Linked DNA regions of Homo sapiens: region 1 is linked to region 2. Evidence: read pairs that join two places in POLR2A ChIA-PET (ENCODE). Cell type or tissue: HepG2. All regions are shown on one strand. Links, peaks and the distances in the headings refer to the core of each region. The heading gives the core; the rest is flanking DNA. Region 1 overlaps COL27A1 (collagen type XXVII alpha 1 chain). Region 2 has its middle 9.1 kb from the start of KIF12.

Region 1 (2,908 bases), core at 231-2,730, 51 kb before region 2:
ATTTTGGGCACATAAGGTAACAAGCCCCATGAGCACGTGAGGATAGCAGAACAGAAAAATAGTGGGTGTCTGAAGACACTGTTGGGATGCTGAATTCACCAACCCTAGTACTGCTCTTCCTTGAGGCCTCTTGATATGGGAATAACCCCCCTTATCGTTTAAACTATTTTGAGTTGGGTCTTCAGTTACTTGCAGCATAATGTAAACCAGCTGAAATAGCACTCAGACGCCAGTGATGGTCCCCTGAACGCCTTCTCCAGCTCTGGGCTTTTGCACATGCTACTCCCATCATGTAGACACTACTCCTTTGCCTGGTCAGTTCCTACACATCCATTAGATCCCAGCTTGGGTGTCACCTCCCGCAGCTCACTGCACATGCCACACTACAGCAGGTCTCACATGTGTGGTCATTGTCTACTCTCCTATTTCCCTGTCTAGACGAAGTCTCTAAAGGGCAAGGATGCCTGTCTTATTCACTCTTTTTTTTTTTTTCATTTTTTTTTTTGAGACAGAGTCTCACAGTGTTGCCCAGGCTAGACTTGAACTCCAGGGCTCAAGCTATCCTCCCACCTCAGCCTCCCGAGTAGCTGAGATTACAGGCATGTGCCACCATGCCGGGCTTATATTTCCAGCCCCTGGCAGGCACACAGGAAGTGTCCAGTATATTTTTATAAGATGAATTAATATCACCTGATATGACAGGACTCTAGACTTTAAAAAACGGCCGGGCACGGTGGCTCACACCTGTAATCCCAGCACTTTGGGAGGCCGAGGCAGGCGGATCATGAGGTCAGGAGATCAAGACCATCCTGGCTAACACAGCGAAACCCCATCTCTACCAAAAATACAAAAAAATTAGCCAGGCGTGGTGGCGGGCGCCTGTAGTCCCAGCTACCTGGGAGGCTGAGGCAGGAGAATGGCGTGAACCCAGGAGGCGGAGCTTGCAGTGAGCCAAGTTCATGCCACTGCACTCCAGCCTGGGCGACAGAGCGAGACTCTGCCTCAAAAAAAAAAAAAAAAATAGACTTTAAAAAGTGTCTTCCCAAAGCCTTAATTCCCCTACTCTGACTTTTTCCAGAATTGCTCCAAGATAATCCTTGGTCCTTCCTCTTCATCCTCTCCAATCTGCTGCCACTGTTGTGAGAATGCCTTTTCATGGGGCCAGGCCCCCAGCTCACCATGGGCAACGACTAAAGGTCAAAGTGTCAAGCTGCCCTGGGGTTGCCTGGGGAGAAGGGCAGGGCCAACCTTTCTGGCATGACTTGCTTACTTGAAGCAAATGGCAATAGCATGAGCCCTGGAGAGAAATAAAAGGCAGCTTTGTTTAATTACACAAACGGAGAATACCAAGGCTCAGGGAAGGCAGGTACTTCCATCCTGGGCAACGTCTGGGCTCATAATTCTTCAGTAGTATTTCCCACACCCACCAGGGACATGCTTTCTAGGAAATTGGCCAGATACATTAGGGAAGAGCTGTACCCTGCATCCCAGTCTTGACAATCCGGAAAGCACAACTGTATATCAAAGGCTCGGAGAAATCCTGCAATAAAGAAGTTGACTGTACTTTCTGTCATTCAGCAGTCCCCAAATTTAGAATCATTTTTTCCATGAATGCCTCCTCAGAGGAGACTACCCCTTGCCTTCCTGTGTTCCTGCGATCCCATTTATTTCTGTTCCATCTCCTTCCAGCCCCCTCTCTTCCTGGCCCTTGTCTGGCACCTGCCCTCACTCCTTGAGTCCTTCATTGGATTATGTCACATACCAAACTTCCTAGGAAGTTTCCCAAACTGATAAAGAAAGGCGAGGTGGGGAAGAGAAGGTACAAAAACGACACATGTCCTTCTCGGTCAGTTTCCCTGGCTACAGCTATACCAAAATGACTACTCTGCAGAGAATTAGAGGGCAAATCCTTGTAATCTCTGAAAATCAGGAAGAAGAAGTCCACAGGAGACATGGAATCAGAATCTTCTCTTCAATTAAGCTTCCTAACACCATGGCTTCCAACTTGAGGACTTCAGCCCTGAAGGCCTATTACAGAAGTATTCAACCTCCATTCATTCTCCCTGACAAATGCAGCTGACCCTCTTGGAAATGGATTCTGTGTGCACTTGACCCATAAACTTCCCAAGTATAGAGCATGTCAGAGTGGAAGAAGGCCATTTAAGATCATCTAGGGGTCAGATTCTAGTCCTCTCTCTCCCTTCTTTGAAAAGATGCGTAACTGAGGCCCAGAGAGGGCAAGTTACTTGCCCGAAGTCACACAGTGCTTCAAGTCTATGACTTAACAGATAGTCCTTTTCATTTGACTTGTCTCCATGGAGCAGAAATTGGAGACTTGCAGGGACTTCCTACTTGCCAGAGACCCGAGCCCCAGCCTTCACCAGCAGGAACAGAGATGCAACCCAGGGAGCCAACGAGCCATCTAAGTCAGCTCCAGGCCTGGAAAGTTGGCTCTCAGAGGGAGGCCCTGCCGATTCTTTTGCTCCCGTTCCAATCCTGTTTAGGCTACTGCTAATCATGGTTAGTGCCTGTGCTGGCTCAGGGCTTTGTTCTTCCAGACTTCTGTTTTCACCACTTGTCTTGTGGGCCTTGTCTCTGCAAACCCAGGGCTCCAGAATGTCAGGAAGACCAGAGCACAGAGGCCAGGGAGGCCAGGAGGCAGCCGAAACGGGAGCCGCGAGGAAACATCACATGGAAACATCGTCTGGCCACACAGCCCTCCAAAGAGGAAACCCAGGTGTTTCTATGCCCTTGCAAAAGGCCCTCTGCCAGTGCACCAAATGGGGCTACTCCTGGGTAACCACACTGCCAGAACCGGCAGACTGCTTGGATAGTTTTCTTCCATCCTTATTACCTGGAAACACACAGGATCTTAGAAACCCACACCAGCTTCAACAGTCACTGAGGG
Region 2 (2,908 bases), core at 318-2,817:
AGCTCCTCGTCTAGTGGAAAGCCTGACTTTAGTATCCTCTGGGGTGGGGGTGGCGGGGGCAGGCAGTTAGAGGAAAGAGTGGTGGCCCAGGGGCACCAATGGGTTTCTATGGCTCTCCATCTCTCCCTAGAGTCTCGGCTCTCCCACGAATGCAACTGCTGCCCCAGCCTGTACTGGCCTCCTTTCGTTTTCCCATCTGTAAAATGCAGTAGTGAGCCAGACAGAAGTGAATTCAATGATCTCTGCATGGAGAATTTTGGGAAATGTAATGAGTCCTATGGCCTCCACTCATGTTTTAATTATAGATGGACAGCAAGCTCTGTTGGCAAAAATTTCACAACAGGCCCTGGACCCATCTGGCTTTTCCTCTGCGTGGGGTACAAGTGGAGCAATGATAGATGATTGTCATGTGATATAAGAAGAACCTCCTTCCTCACAGACCTTCTTTCTCATCTCCGCTCCACCTCAGTACTGTGCCACGCTGCCTTGCAGGGTGAGCCCCAGACTGGGCTCTGCCTCTTCCCACCAAGACTTCAGTCTCTAGCTGAAAAATGGCCATAAGCCCTCCTGTGTAATGTGCTGCTGGGGTGCTGGAAAGAGCAGAGAGCAGCGACACGGGGGCTCACCTGGGCCTAGTAGAGCCTGGCCTCCACCCTCTGGGGATTCTAGATTTGCATCGGACAGTTTGGTCTGAGAGGCCAGCTTGGCCCAAGCGAGAAGAATGTCACCCTGTTTCTGGGTGCATTTGAGAGCAGCTTTGTGACAGGAGCTGATGATCTCCATGACAAATGAGTCCCTAAATGAATCCTCGCATCATGGAGTTGAGTGTTTTTTGTTAGCCCCCAGAGGAAGGGAGGGAAGAGAGATGGAGGCTGAGGAAGGACACAGAGAAGCGCCCAGCAGGCCTCTCACCAGCACCCCTGCCTCCTTCCTGGCTCCTTTCTTTCCTTCCACCCATGTTTGCTAAGCTCCCAGTGTGTGCTGGGCCCTGCGCTGGCTCATAGACCTCAGGGATGAAGCATCCACAGTCTCTGCTGCCCAGCAGACAGGAAGAGAGAAGCCCAGTGTGATCAGTGCTGCAACGGAGGGGAGCCCGGGAGACTGTGGGGACTCAGAGGCGGGCTCTGACCTGTCCTGGCGGGTAGGGGGTGGCAGGGAAGGCGTTCTAGGGAAAGCTTGCAGGACGAGTCCACCCAGTGGAAGACAGCACTCCTGAAAGAGGGAGAACCACCGGCACAAGCAGAGGATGGAAGCAAAGCTTTGGGGACTGGAGCGCGGGAGGTAGGGGTGCAGGGTGGTGGAGACCACAGCCGGAGGGATCAGCAGGAGCAAGAGCCCAAATGGCCTCGAGTCCCAAGCTGGGAGCTCAGACACTCTTCAGAGGCCCGAGAGTAAGCCAGGGCAGGGTTTTTCCAGGGAAGGATGGCTGGGCTAACTGGAGGAGAGTGGATTGAAGAGGATGGACCGGGGGGCAGGGGGTTGGTGGGAGGGCCCCCTGATTACTCGTGTTGCTTTCTTCACTCTCTCGGAGAGTGCATCTTGAGGGCCTGCTCGTCTCTCACCACGCATCAGCTGGTCAGCCCCTCCTGGGGCTGGGCACTGGCTCAGGAGCGAGCTGCAAAGCGCAGGCCTGCACTCCACAAAGCTTCCTTTGTGATGAACCCGGGTCGCAGGGGCATGGTGCTCTGCTGCCCTCTAGCGAGGGCTGGGTATGCGCCCTGCGGGGCCCAGCCGGCTGCTAAGGTCCCTGCAGGCCTTCCATCTGTCCTATCCTCAATCGCGTCAGGAGAAGTGGAGACTTACTGCTCCTGAGGAAGGAATGCAGTCTGCAGACAAAAACAGGGTGAAGAGGAGAGGGGGTACACAGAGGAACTCAGCCCTAGCTGTGGGAACAGGGAGCACCGTGGTCAATGGGGGTGCCGCTGGCTGGGAGCCCAGTTTAACAGCTTTAGTTTCCTGGAATGAATAAGCCCAGACTCCGAAGGATGGAAGCGTGGTAATAGTGATGATGGTGGTGGTCACGGTAGAGATTTTGATGATGCTGGTGACAGTGGTTGCAGTGACCAAATGACTATGGCGTCTGCTGGTTACATAGGTATTGGTGGTGATGGTTGAGTTTTGGTAATGGTGGTGATGGCGTTATGGTGATAGTGGTGGTAATGATGAGGATGATGGAAGTAGAAACAGTGGTGGTGGTGATGAAGGAGGTGGCTAAACAGCTACTATGAACAGTCTCATATATGTCTTTTTTTCTTTTCTTTTTTCTTTTTTTAGACTGGATCTCACTCTGTTGCCTAGGCTGGAGTGCGGTGGTACCATCTCGGTTCACGGCAGCCTCAACGTCTGGGCTCAAGTGGTCTTCCCACTTCAGCCTCCTCACCCAGCTAATTTTTGTAATTTTTGTAGAGATGGGGTTTCACCGTGTTGCCCAGGCTGGTCTTGAACTCCTGGCTCAAGTGATCCTCCTGCCTCAGCCACCAAAAGTGCCGGGATTACAGATGAGAAGCACCATGCCCAGTCTCATATATGTCTTTTGTTGGATATTTGAACTCATTTCTCTTAGGCAGAGACCTAAGTGGAATTGCTAGATCATGGGATAGGGATTTGTTTAGCTTTAGTAGATACTGCAAAATTGTTTTCTGAAAATGGTTCACAAACAGTACTGCCTGTCTTTTTAATTGTATTCATTTCATTCTGGTATGTGTGTACTTGTATCTCACTATGGTTTTCATTTAATTTCCCTGGTGACTAATTATGTTGGGCAATTTTCATATGTTTATTAAATATTTGGATATCATATTTTGCAAAATGCCAGTTCAAATCTTTTGGTCAGTTTTAAGTTGAGTTGTTAGTCTTTTTCTTACTGGCTTGTAGAAGCTCTGTATATATTCTGGATAGAAGTCCTTTG

The links. ChIA-PET counts read pairs that join two places held together with the same protein. Peaks named below come from ENCODE experiments on the same cell type or tissue, not always from the same donor. Only the 100,000 strongest peaks of a DNase experiment are listed, where the experiment ranks them.
Region 1: POLR2A ChIA-PET joins it to region 2 with 6 read pairs; 6 of 35 experiments call an interaction of 5 or more read pairs at or near these places.

Annotation. Positions count from the first base shown.
Region 1 is chr9:114,158,269-114,161,176 of GRCh38, reverse strand. The region is part of intron 1 of COL27A1 (collagen type XXVII alpha 1 chain); the gene reads right to left. Among named protein-coding and RNA genes, the nearest start is that of COL27A1, 4.2 kb to the right of the region's middle. In HepG2, for the core only: no CTCF peak of the experiment used is centred there; a DNase peak (open chromatin) is centred at 1,219.
Region 2 is chr9:114,106,900-114,109,807 of GRCh38, reverse strand. No RefSeq gene overlaps it. Among named protein-coding and RNA genes, the nearest start is that of KIF12, 9.1 kb to the right of the region's middle. RefSeq lists a silencer at 1,680-1,769. In HepG2, for the core only: CTCF peaks have their summits at 1,181 and 1,694 (motif pointing left); a DNase peak (open chromatin) is centred at 1,677; H3K4me3 peaks cover 665 bases.